Linked DNA regions of Homo sapiens: all the other regions are linked to region 4. Evidence: chromatin contacts called from ENCODE Hi-C or POLR2A ChIA-PET data. All regions are on one chromosome and are shown on one strand. The core of a region is the stretch at or near the end of the contact, and the rest is flanking DNA. Distances in the headings are between cores, read along the strand shown. Region 1 holds the start of WDR33 (WD repeat domain 33). Region 2 holds the start of MYO7B-AS1 (MYO7B antisense RNA 1). Region 3 holds the start of SFT2D3 (SFT2 domain containing 3). Region 4 overlaps BIN1 (bridging integrator 1).

What was found. A loop is a pair of places that touch in the nucleus more often than their neighbours do. ChIA-PET counts read pairs that join two places held with the same protein, here RNA polymerase II (POLR2A). Pooled maps may share reads with other maps.
Region 1: a map of CD8-positive, alpha-beta T cell shows a loop between it and region 4 (19-fold over the local background). The contact joins the promoter of WDR33 here to the enhancer-like site in region 4. A Hi-C loop is called at or near these places in 1 of 168 maps with a recorded cell type or tissue (CD8-positive, alpha-beta T cell), 2 of 37 single-sample maps with no recorded cell type and 7 of 50 pooled maps. POLR2A ChIA-PET finds 5 or more read pairs at or near these places in 1 of 52 experiments (activated B cell).
Region 2: a pooled map shows a loop between it and region 4 (2.6-fold over the local background). The contact joins the promoter of MYO7B-AS1 here to the enhancer-like site in region 4. A Hi-C loop is called at or near these places in 1 of 168 maps with a recorded cell type or tissue (CD4-positive, alpha-beta T cell), 1 of 37 single-sample maps with no recorded cell type and 6 of 50 pooled maps. POLR2A ChIA-PET finds 5 or more read pairs at or near these places in 2 of 52 experiments (activated CD4-positive, alpha-beta T cell and activated CD4-positive, alpha-beta memory T cell).
Region 3: a map of CD8-positive, alpha-beta T cell shows a loop between it and region 4 (4-fold over the local background). The contact joins the promoter of SFT2D3 here to the enhancer-like site in region 4. A Hi-C loop is called at or near these places in 4 of 168 maps with a recorded cell type or tissue (B cell, CD8-positive, alpha-beta T cell and naive thymus-derived CD4-positive, alpha-beta T cell), 9 of 37 single-sample maps with no recorded cell type and 12 of 50 pooled maps. POLR2A ChIA-PET finds 5 or more read pairs at or near these places in 4 of 52 experiments (Panc1, activated CD4-positive, alpha-beta memory T cell, activated naive CD8-positive, alpha-beta T cell and 1 more).

What each region holds. Positions count from the first base shown.
Region 1 is chr2:127,809,840-127,812,872 of GRCh38, reverse strand. WDR33 (WD repeat domain 33) reads left to right here and starts at 1,702. Exons shown (of 22, transcript NM_018383.5): 1 at 1,702-1,861. It overlaps LOC124907885 (a long non-coding RNA gene), which reads right to left and starts at 1,622. Exons shown (of 2, transcript XR_007087230.1): 1 at 730-1,622; 2 at 1-361. RefSeq lists enhancers at 1,401-1,470, 1,741-2,030, 2,051-2,130, 2,211-2,290, 1,697-2,637 and 1 more.
Region 2 is chr2:127,629,234-127,632,049 of GRCh38, reverse strand. MYO7B-AS1 (MYO7B antisense RNA 1) reads left to right here and starts at 1,266. Exons shown (of 3, transcript XR_923314.3): 1 at 1,266-1,675; 2 at 2,491-2,613. It overlaps MYO7B (myosin VIIB), which reads right to left. Exons shown (of 48, transcript NM_001393586.1): 35 at 2,224-2,405; 36 at 1,142-1,272; 37 at 687-844; 38 at 297-450.
Region 3 is chr2:127,700,184-127,703,007 of GRCh38, reverse strand. It overlaps SFT2D3 (SFT2 domain containing 3), which reads right to left and starts at 1,511. Exons shown (of 1, transcript NM_032740.4): 1 at 1-1,511. The coding sequence starts at 1,479. The coding sequence ends at 832. WDR33 (WD repeat domain 33) reads left to right here. Exons shown (of 22, transcript NM_018383.5): 22 at 1-1,981. RefSeq lists a silencer at 753-1,432 and enhancers at 1,752-2,273, 2,193-2,562, 2,274-2,795, 1,790-2,824.
Region 4 is chr2:127,087,066-127,089,765 of GRCh38, reverse strand. All of the region lies in intron 1 of BIN1 (bridging integrator 1), which reads left to right. Among named protein-coding and RNA genes, the nearest start is that of BIN1, 19 kb to the left of the region's middle. RefSeq lists an enhancer at 2,215-2,700. Within about 2 kb of position 1,450, at least 2 of the 41 ENCODE cell types and tissues checked have a DNase peak (open chromatin) inside an H3K27ac peak, as active enhancers do.

The DNA of each region.
Region 1 (3,033 bases), core at 453-2,952, 720 kb before region 4:
GGGTGGGAGAATTATAAAGAACCTTCTTAAGGGTCGGGGAAATTACAAAGTACATTGATCAGTTAGGGTGGGGCAGAAACAAATTACAATGGTGGAATGTCATCAGTTAAGGCTATTTTCACTTTTGTGGATCTTCAGTTGCTTCAGGCCATCTGGATGTATACGTGCAAGTCACTGGGGATATGATGGCTTAGCTTGGGCTCTGAGGCCTGACAGTCTCTACTAAAATTAGCTGGGTATGGGTGTCCTGGTACAGGTCATTAGTCTGAGCTACTAGGGAGGCTGAGGTGAGAGGATCACTTGAGCCCGGGAGGTTGAGGCTGCAGTGAGTTATGATCACCCTGGGTGAGAGACCTTGTCTCTAAAAAAAGAAAAAATATAGAAGTTTATAAACATTTCTGATGTTATCATAAAAACTTTAGATACTGTGTAATGTCTGCATGATAGTCTACGTATGGATGTGCCATTATTTAATCACTGTCTGCTACTGTTTCCTTTTTTTTTTGCTATCATTAATACCTCAAAGATTAGTACACAAATCTTACTCACATCTCTGAGGCTATCCTTAGAATAGATTTTTGGAAGGGGATTATGGAGTCAAAAGTAAGACTTCTTTGAGACAGGGTCTTACTCTGCTTCCAAGACTTAAGTGCACTGGCACGATCTTGGCTCACTGCGCCCTCCAACTCCTGGGCTCAAGTGATCCTCCCACCCCAGTCTCCCAAGTACCCATCACAGGAACGATCACAGGAAGGCGGTCACAGGAACGCACCCCGACGCGCAAAGATGGGATCTCGCCATGTTCCCCAGGCTGGTACGATTCCTGATTCATACTGGAGAACAACTTGCTGTGCAGTTATATTTTGAACCTCATCAAAATGGAATCATACAGCGTCCTCTTCTTTGTGCCTAAGTTAACAGTAGCTGCTATTCGTTCAGGCTGTTGCGTTTATCCGTAACTTCCTATTTCTCTGTAGAAATCCACTGTATGATACACCACAATTTAGCCACTCAACTGCTGATGGACATTTAGGTTACCAGTTTTTTACTACTACGAATAAACGTGCTATGGACATTCTTGCACATGCCTTTGGTGGACGTATGCACTCATTCCTCTTGAAGTGAAATTTCTGGGGTCACAAGGTAAGCGTACATTTAGCTTTGGCAGAAACTGCAGCGGTTTTCCAAAATGGTTGCATCGTGGGGCTGTTTTTCTATCTTGGTCGCTGGACTTTAAGCGAGGCGTAATCTAGAGGCACAACTGGCTCGGGTAAGGCGTGGAGCCTGACTGTGTGCCGGGATCTGCCAGGGCTGCCACCAGCTAGCTGCACGGGTGAACAGACTCAGCAAGGTGCCACAGTGGCTTCCCACAGATCCACTCTCGGTGGGCTCGGTCCAACGACCCGCTATGTCTGCCGTACTGGCCCCGTACAAATATACTCATTCACATACTGGAAAACGGGGTGTTTTTCAGAGCATACACGTTAGCTCACACTGTAAAAAAAAGTCAGCACTGCGAAACGCAGTCGCTTCTTTCCTCCAGGAGGTAGCGCGTCCTACTCGCTCCGGAACAAAGGAAGCGCTCTGCAGGGTCTCGCGGCTCGGCACCTCACCTAGGCACATGCGCAGATCGAACCTCACAGAGGCCCGCGGTCCAGGCGCGCGTGACGTAGCGCCGTCCCGCCAGTGCGTGATGACCCCAGAGCGTGCGTTCGGTGGCCCATAGGGGAAGATGGCGGCTGCTCCTTTGGAGGAGCGGGATTGAGAGGATCGGGGTGGGGAGACCAAACAAGAGAGACATTTCTGGCTCTGAAGGCGAACGCTTCGCTGGCCATTTAGGAGCTCTGCTCAAAGCCAGACGGTGAGTGCGGCGGCGACACGGGACTGCTCGCCTGCAGCAGGCAGCGGCACTCTCCGCCATTTTCGGGCTCGGCCGTTGCGTGCTTTGGGGGCCTGGACGGGCGCCTGGGCACAGGTTGGAGGAACTGGGAGAATCGACCTCGGGGCGGCTGTTCGAGGCAGGTTCGAGACTTATGGGAGGGGGCTGGAGGCTGGAGGCCAACCGGGAAAAGCGGCCATGGTTAGAACTAAGGCCCTGACTGGGAGCGGTGGCGACGAGAAGACGTAAGTCAGGCCACAGTTAAGACGTGAAGTTTGGAGGGAAATGCATTTTAACTGAGGTTTGGGGCGGGAGTGGAAAGAAGTGGGCCGAGTTGAAGTAGTTGGTTGAAAGGGTCAAGGGAAGTTAACGTGAAATCTGCAAAACAGCTGAAGACTTAGCCGTGATGTTATCGTGGCTTGAAATCGGTGCTTATTATAAGGATGAGGCTACAGCTTGACAGGCAAAGCCCTGCTTTTTTGGAATAGTTGTATTTCTATTTGGTTTGTGCTAGATCCCTGTTTCTGATTTTAAGTTGTCTTCTGGCAACTAAGTAGTGAGGATCTTAGCATGCCTTCTTAAAAGAAATGACAATGAATGTTTGTACTTGGTTGTAACCCTTGGGATTAGTGGCCCCTTCCGGAGTAAGGAGGAGGCGGCGGCGGCAGGTCGGTAGGGAATTCCGTAATTGGATCTATTTAAATCAAATCAGAAAAATACGGGCTACTTGTAGAAAGCCTGTCAAGAATGTTTTAAAGTAGTTTCTACACACATGATCTTAAGTTGACTGTTCAGGAACTTTGGAAGACATTAGAATATGAACAAAAAGCCTGCACTGAAAGGAACAACTCTGGGGAGCGTAGACTTTACTTTTTTAGTACACTCTGGAGAGCTAATGCATGCTATATATACATATATATGTGTATATATGTGTGTGTGTATGTATATATAGCCTGTGAATATGGTGCAGTGGTAAACCTACTTAATTCAAACCTTTTAGTGACAGTTATGCTAGTTGTACCTCTTGTGGCATTTTTCATTTCCTCGCCTTAATTGCATTTTACCCATTTTTTATTACTGTAAGATACTTTTGCTTTTTTTGTCTCCTTGACCGGGAGAAGATAAAATATTGTATAGATTTGAGTTTTTGCTGA
Region 2 (2,816 bases), core at 17-2,516, 540 kb before region 4:
CGGGTGGGCATTGCACCCATTTTGTGGAAGACGACACTGAAGCTCAGAGAGGTCATGGCCTGCCAGGTCACACACAGAGGGTGGGAGTGGGCAGGGCCATCCTCTCCTGCTCTGACCACCCCTAGGACATCAGCAGAGCAGACCAAGGGCCCAACCCTTCCCACTGCTGAGGCAGGAGCCCAGGCAGGGGTTCTGCCGCCACCAGCTGCGGTGTCCTCTCTGAGCCTCGGTCTGGCCTCAGGGGCCGGGATGAGGACTGAGGGTGCCCGCGTGGGCTGGCCGCCGCCCCAGCAGACCTGTTGGAGTTGTGCGTCAGCTGCTTCAGGATCTGGCAGTAGACCTCGTCCTGGAGGGCCGGGTGCTGCAGGGCCAGTGTGAAGATCTGGTCGGTGAGCTCCAGGGTGGGCCAGGCCTGCCGAGAAGGGTAGTCGCCCATGTACCGGAGGATGGGTGTGGCTGTCAAGGAGCACAGTGCTGGGGCAGCCCCACGCTGACACAGACTGGGGATAGACGCTGACCCCGACCCCGGCCCTGCGGTGAGCCATGTGTGGGCTCTGTCCCGCCACTCCAGGTTTCTCAGATCTCCTGGGCTCTCCTGCCCTAGAGCACAGCTGTAGGGCCAGGATGTGCTGGGTGCCTCTGCCCTGGCATTGACGAGGTGCAGGCAGGCTGGTGGGGAAGGATATCGACAAAGATCTGGCAGGCGATGTCCCAGAGGTCGACGTTGGCGTGGACTCGCTTGAGCAGCGGCTGTCGCAGCGGCTCGCAGGAATAGGCCCACAGGTGGCCACGGGCACGGGCCAGGGGCAGCACGGCCATGCTCACCATGTCCTTCTCTGGAGCCCTGTGAGGTTAGAGGCTGGTGTGAGGCCTGCCCTGTGGCCTTCTCTGTCCCACGCTTCTCTGTCCTCTGACACCCCTGAGTGGCTGTGGGAGGGCCAGAGCACCCCACCCTGCCGCAAGCCCCTCCTGACTCCCCTGGCCTGGGAAGGCCAGGCAGGCTCCACATGGGTGGCGTGGCCTCTCTGCAGCTCTCAGTGGGTGCAATGAGGTGGAGCGGGGCTGGGAGCAGGGGGTGCAATGAGGTGAGGTGGGGCTGGGAGGTGGGGGTGCAATGAGGCGGAGCGGGGCTGGGGGGCACCTGAAGAACTCATAGGAGAACTCCTCCAGGGTGTGCAGCTTTTCCTTGGGTGGCTCCTCAGGACGTGGCTCTGTGAACTGCCCCTCCTGAGCCGCCAGCTTCCTCTTCTCTGGTGACATGGCAAGCAAGCTCTGAAGGGGGCACAGGCCTGTGGGTGCCCAGGAGCCACCGCCCATGAGGCCCTTCCTGCAGGCTCCTCCCGGCCTGGCAGCCTCAGTGACTTGGGAGGGGTCAGGCCCAGGGCTGAACAGGCCAGGGCTTACCCACACCCCTGTCACCTGCCGTGTGACCCAGGACCATGACTCTACCTCTTGGTGCCTGTCTCCTTTCCCTTGGGAGGGTGAGTGCCAATGGCTGTGGCACCCACATCACCCGTTCTGGGGGCCACGGCACTCTGGGTTTCTCAGACCCCCAGCTCCCCAGCTCCCCTTCTCCATGGGGCCACCTCTCACCCCAGCCCTGCCTGCCTAGTCTGCCACCAACTTCAGGCCTCAGCACAAATGTCCCTCCCTCGGGGATGCCTTCCCAGACAGGGTAAGTTCCCCACCCTATTATTTGTTCCTCTCCTTGGTGGCACTTTGCACAGTTGCCATCCATGTGTCATTATCTGCCCAAATGTCTGCCCTGAGGGTGGAGCTGCTATTATGCCCAGACTCGTACCACAGGCACAGGGCACATACTCAGCACTCAGTATGTACATGTTGCAATGCCTGCCATTCCTGCCTCCGGAGAGGCTGGTCTTGGGGGCTGGGGTGGGTGGTTCCCTTGTGCAGGGAGAGACTTGAGTCCCCCTGGGTCAGAGTGTAAATGAGGCAGAGAAAGATTGGGTTTGTCCCCCGGACACCCCCATGATGGAAGAGGGAGGGAACACCCATTTATTGAGGACCTACTAAGTACCAAGAGCTGGGCTGGCACTGCACACACACCTTGCCGCAGGAATGGTGGGGGCTGCCCGGGTGGCCCTCCTGGCCTCTGCTAGGTGGGCTGCAGGCCCTGAGCTAGGCCTCCCAACTAGGCATCCCAGGACTGCTCCACCCTGACCTCGGGTACCCAGGCTGAGGACAGGGGAGCGTGCCAGTTACCAGCAGCTGTGCCGAGGGCTTAGTGACCGTGGGGATGGTGTAGAGGCAGGCCATGGGCACCAGCCCCGTCTTGCCTGTCCTGTCGTTCTGGCCGAGGGTCCAGTTCTCAGAGGCCAGCAGCCCCTGCTTCTTTGTGAGGACCAACAGGTCCCCCTTCTTGAAGGCCAGGAGGGTGGTGTCATCTGTAAGGGCAGGGAGGCTATTTGCTGAGGGCTCTGCAGGGGCCAGAGGCTGTGCTGGAATTTTGTGGGTCATCTCCTTTGACAGATGAAACCGAGGCATAGAGTGGTGGGCAGAAGACCACTCCAAGAGTGAGCGATGGTGGGACTGGAACCTCAGGGGCCTCAGACGGCTGTCACCTGCTGCAGCTGCACAGGCACAGAGCCCAGGGTGGGTGGGGGCTCGAGAGCTCTGACTGCAGCCCTAGCCCTGGGAGACCCTCGGAGGGCTGACCAGGAGCCAGGGATGAGGGAGGGGAGGATGCACAGGCTGGCAGTCCCCACGCCTGGCCTGAGTGCTGCCTGCCTCTCTAGACCCCTTCCTTATCTGGAATTTGGAGATGGCAATCCTCTTTCCCTCCTGCGGTGGCCGTG
Region 3 (2,824 bases), core at 262-2,761, 610 kb before region 4:
TTGTAAACTAGTTTACAAAGCAGGCTATACAATGAGGAATAATTCGAGCTTGTAGAAATCCATGGTTTCCACCAGATACAGGTATTCCGGATCTAGAATTATCTTTCTATTTGCAGGATTTCCGAAGAGACCGTTAAGCATCTACGCGCCCCTTCCTGGATCCCATGCTTCTTGGGGCAGGAAATTTCTTTTGGTCCGTCGCTTTCGTCGTGAAATACACAACTAATTTTCCTTTCATGTTATAAGGCACCATATTTATGATTTTGTTAACTGAAGAAAAAACCCGAGATAAACCATCTTAAGTACTTTTAAAAGTCCAGTGGCTGAATTCGGTGTTTAATCTGATACCCTTCTGGATTCGCTGACACTGGAGAGAATAATTTCCAAGTCTTAGTATAGCCAAAACAAAAAACTACCGTCGCTAAGCTACATCTACCACTGGATTTTAAAATGACAAAACAGCCTGAGAAAAATCACAAGAGCAGCTAACTCGAAGAAAAATCCTTTTTCTTTACTCAGCCGAACCTAAGACCACAGTTACTTCGAAAGCAACTTCTAATAACCGTCTCACATCCTGTCACCAGTTCAATGACAAAATCTCAGTTTTCAGAGCGTGTGCCAAGTCCAGCACAAAAAGCTGACATCGAGGAGCTCCCAACGCTGCTGTCGCCTCCGCTGGCAGCAGCCGCTCCCGGATTAGACTCGCAGGCTGTTAGGGCAGGGCCTTCGCCACGGGCTTCCGCACAGCGGCGTGCAGTCCTCAGCTCGGCCGGCGCGGTCTCCGACGGCGCTGGCTCCGCGTACTTCCCCAGCGGCGAGGGCGCGAGGTCCTCACACGGGCAGCACCTTGGCGAGGCCGGCGCCGCGGCCCAGGCGACCCAGTGCGAGGCGCAGCGCGGTGCCGCCGCCCCAGGGCAGCAGCCCAACCAGCGCGGCCAGCAGCGCGGCCACCTGCGCGCCCGCGCCCAGCACCGTGAGCAGCGTGCTGCGAAGGCCCAGCGCGGCGAACAGCGTGGCGCCCAGCGCTGCCATGTAGAGCAGCGCGGGCCGGGACGGCGCTTCTTCGCAGCGCAGCAGGCGTCCGCACGCCGCGCCGCCCCGCAGCAGCGCGCTTCCCGCCAACGCCAGCGCCGAGCCCAGTGACCAGAGCAGCGCGAACTTGCGCGCGCGCAGCAGCAACACCGGTGCGTAGAGCGCGGCTAGGCCGAAACACAGTGCAGCCAGCAGCAGGCACCCGCCGCCCGCCGCCAGCCGCTGCCCGCGCGTCACGCTCGGGAGGCACGTCAGGCCGGCCGCTGCCGACTCCGCAGGGCTCCGCGCCCACGTCCAGCGCAAGCCCGCGCGGCCCAGCCACTCCTCCGCCGGCCGGTCCCCGGGCTCCTCCGCCTTCTCCGCGGCGAGCAGCGGCTCCGCGGCCGCCGGGCCGCCAGCTTTCCCCTGCGCCAGGTACTCCTGCAGCTGGCGGTGGAGGTCCGCCATCTTGGACAAGGCGGTGGCAGAAAGGAAAAGCTGCGGCTCACTTCCGGCCCTCCGCTGAAGCGGTTCGGTCTTCGGGCGGCAATTGGTCGGCGACGGCGAAAGGGGCAGGGCCTGCGGCGCTCGCGGAAGTGCCGCGGTGCCTGCTCTGCGGACTTTTGTGGTGTCCCCAAGTACCGTGGTCGCAGGTGCTGCCTGTCCGCTTGCAGTCGCCCTCCCAGCGCCTGACCCTCTTCCTTGTTCGGAGTAGGCGCCCTTGCGGTCTGGCTAAGTCCTGCCAGCATTAATAGTTGGAAGGCAGGGGTGGGTGTGGTTCTAAAGGGGCACAAGAAGTGACCCTTTTGCTGACGGAAATGTCTTATGGCCTCACTGCGTCTACCGTGGCGGTGATATTGTGCTAGTTTTGCAACATGGAGGAATGGGTAAAGGGTACACAGAATCTCTCTTGTTTCTTACAACTGAACACAAACAGTGATCTCAAAATAAAAATTTAATTTTTAAAAAAGTTCAGACCTGTGTAACTCAGGTGGGTTTTTTGGGGAAAGTTGCGTTCTGATTAGTTACCTCACTTGTAGTAATAGTGACCATCCTGATCATTTACCATGGGGTTGATAAAGGAAGGGTTGACACCCAGCACCCTCAACCTGCTTCTCTATTCTGTTCTCAGTTTCGGCCACAGGCCTGGCAACATCCTTGACTCCTTCGCGCCCCTTGTCCAAGACTCGGTGCTGCTGTCCCATGTGTTTGGTGTCACTCTCGTGCTCTGGACAGCGCCACGCCCAGGTGTCCTGACTCATCGTCACATCACTGTGACAAGCTGGCTCGCACGCAGGTCAATCCTGATCTGTTCCCAGGCCGCACCCACGTGCCCTGCTGTTTCTCAGAGCCTCCTAGAGGGTGTTTGCTTGTGGTTCCTCTCACAGGTCAGATTCCTCCAGATTCTTCCAGCTGCCTCCACAGCTCCCCTCACCACCTTGGCTTCCCCTGGGTGGCCCTGTGTCCTTTGTCCTCTGCCCTAGGTGGATGTAAGGTTAACGGCTTCCTGCTGTTTGGCTTCTCAGCCTTTCCATCCCCTGTGTGTAACTAATCTCCCCCATTAAGTTCCTTTTAATGCTTTCTGTTTTCTTGGTTGGATCCTGGCAGATGCAATTCTTTTTCAAAATATATTCTGATTTGTTATCTCACTTGATAATAATAGTGACCAGCCTGATCACTTAGCATGGGCTAAACCATTAGGATGGCTACAATCAAAACAAAAAAACAAAAACACACCAGAAAGTTACAAGTGCTGTCAAGGATGTGGAGAAACTAGAAGCCTTGTGCACCGTTGGTGGGAATGTAAAATGCT
Region 4 (2,700 bases), core at 201-2,700:
TGCTCCCAGCACCTTCTGCCCCAGCAGTGTCTCCTACCAGAAGGGGTTCCTGGCCAGCTGCCCAGACTAGATGCCCTGAGCTGGTCATCCAGAGTGGGCAGTGGGAGGGACTGAGGGGCAGGTGGGTGGGGCCGGGGTGTGATAGAAACCTGACGGTGGGGTGTGTCCAGTCCACCCCAGGGTTCCTGGCCATTGTGTCTGCACCTTCCTCCTGGACATCTCTGGGCACTGCAAACTCACTGTGACCCCCAGCTGTTACCCCAACACGTGTCCCCATCTCAGGTGATGACCACCCCTTCCCTCTAGTAGCTCAGATCACAGAGTCCCCTTGCCTCCCACCTGGGTCAGTGCAGTCAGCTTCTGAACAGGCACCCTGCCCCACTGCGCTCCTGAAGTGTGTACACGCGCCAGCCTGGGAGCTTTGCAGGCTGCAAAATCAAGTCTTGGCTCAGAGCTTTCCAGGGTTCCACGTTCCATGCTGGGTTTTAAGGGCCAGAGTCTTCCAGGGGCCTCTGTGGTCCTGGGGGCCGAGGCCGCATGTGCAGTGGTTAAAGCTCCTCACCGATGGACCCAGGCCTGGGGTTGGGATCCTGGGCCTGGCTGCGTGACCCTGGGGAGTTGTTAAGGCAGTGCCTCAGTTTCCTCACCTGCAAAGTGAGAATATAATAGTATTTCCTTCATGAGGTTATGGAGGGGTCCACCATGAGGCTATGGAATCATGCCCAAGGGCTCAGCATGAAGCCTGGCACCTGGTGTTTCAGGGCCTCCTGGTCCTCCCTGCCCCCTGCCACTCTCAGCCACGCCGGTCTTGCTGTCCTGTGGCATCCCTCCCGTCCACCTCAGGGCCTTTGCACTCACTGAGTTCTCTGTCCAGTGAGTTCTACCTTCTTCTTCCTTCCTGGCCTGGTGTCTTGCTCCTTCATCAGGTCTCTGCTCAGCTGTCACTTCCCTGAGTTCCTTCCTAAGAGCAGCCGCCCTCTCCCCTCACCCCCAGCCCTTCAGTGTCTCTCTTTTTTTTTTTTTTTAAGAGATACGGTCTTGCTCTGTCGCCCTGGCTGGAGTGCAGTGGTGCGGTCCTGGATCACTGCATTTTTTGAACTCCTGAACTCAAGGCATCCTCCTGCCCTAGCCTCCCCAGTAGCTAGGACTATAGGTGCACACCATCACACTCAGCTAATTAAAAACTATTTTTGGTAGGGGTAGGATCTCACTATGTTGCCCAGGCTGGTCTGGAACTCCTGACCTTAGGTGATTTGCCCCCCTCAGCCTCCCAAAGTGCTGGGATTACAGGTGTGAGCCACCGCACCCGTCCCCCTGCTGCATTTTTGTTCGGAGGCTCACAGCACCTTTCAACATTGCCTCCCTCCTAGAGTGCTGGCTCCTCCAGGGCAGAGACCTTGCTTGGCTTCCCATAGAGCATGGCCAGGCACACTGCCACCAGGGCACGTTGCTGAGTCTTCAAATGCCTGTTGTGAGGTGATAGTGCAGAAGAGGAAGCCACCTTCGTTTTTGGGTGGGCGTTGGCAGGGGAGGCTCTGATTCTGTGCCTGTCCTGCTCTTGGCACCCCTCTCAAGGAACTGAGTTATGAGAAGATCCCTCCTGCGTCTGGCCAGCTCACCCACAGTGTGACCACCACAGCCACCAGGCCCTACAGCCGAGAGGCCACGTCCCAGAGCCGGGGTGGGGACTCTTCACAGTGGTGGGTCTGGTGGAAGGTTCCTTTCTTCCACTAAGTGCTGGCTGGGTGGGGAAGAAGCTGGAGGGTGAGGCCTGGGCAGCTGGCTGGGCGCTTGATGATGGTCTGGGTGGGCGTAGCCCTTCTAGAAACTCCTCTGTTTGCTGGTGGACACCTGGTTCTGCTGATGGCTAAGAATAGACTCAGCTTGGGGGATGGTCCCGAGGGGAGGGGAGCCAGTCATGATCCAGGGGGTCCTCCAGCCCTCCTGGTTGGAAGGTGGTGGGGTGGCTGATAAAATCCAAGGGCTTGGTAGCGGTGGGCCGTGTGCGGATTCTAGCTCATTGCTTACTGACATGGGACTCTCGGTTTCCTCACTGTGAAACGCCTCCCTCCCCTGCCAGGATTTGGAGCACATGTGGTCTTTGGATGAGCGGTTCCTGCTCTGCCGTCCGTCCTGCACTGCCCTTGGCTGGTCCAGCCCCGCCGGCCACTGTGAGAGTGCTCACCCCAGCCCCCTCCCAGCCTGACTCTGGCCCCTGCTGCCTCCACTCACGCTGTGTGCTCTGCTCGGGGCTCCCCAGGCCACCGCAGCCCACCCTGGCTTCCTCTGGGGTCCACGTGGCACCACCCTGGCTGCAGGCCATAGGCTTATCTACAGAACCGGCTGGAATTTCAGGCACCCTGGGAGGGATGAGAGAGAGGACGGGGAGGGGGCCTTCCTGGCCTGGAGTCAACTGGACACTCGTTCTCTGGGGCGGGAGCCTTCCCTTCCAGCTGCAGAGATGAGTGTGGAGGAGGAGACCCTGCAACTTCCTTCCCCTCCCCCTTCTTTCTCAGGGGCGGGGCTGGGCTGCCAGCTCTGATGCAGACAGGACCTCCAGGGGCCGGCCGGGCTGGGAGGGCTCTCTGTGTTTTCGTTTTTGACCATCAAAGCATTGTGGTGGGGCTGACGTAGTTGGTCAAGTTTTTATTGTCAGTTAAGGATGTAAAAGAGAAAACCCAACACCACTTTTTGCTCTCA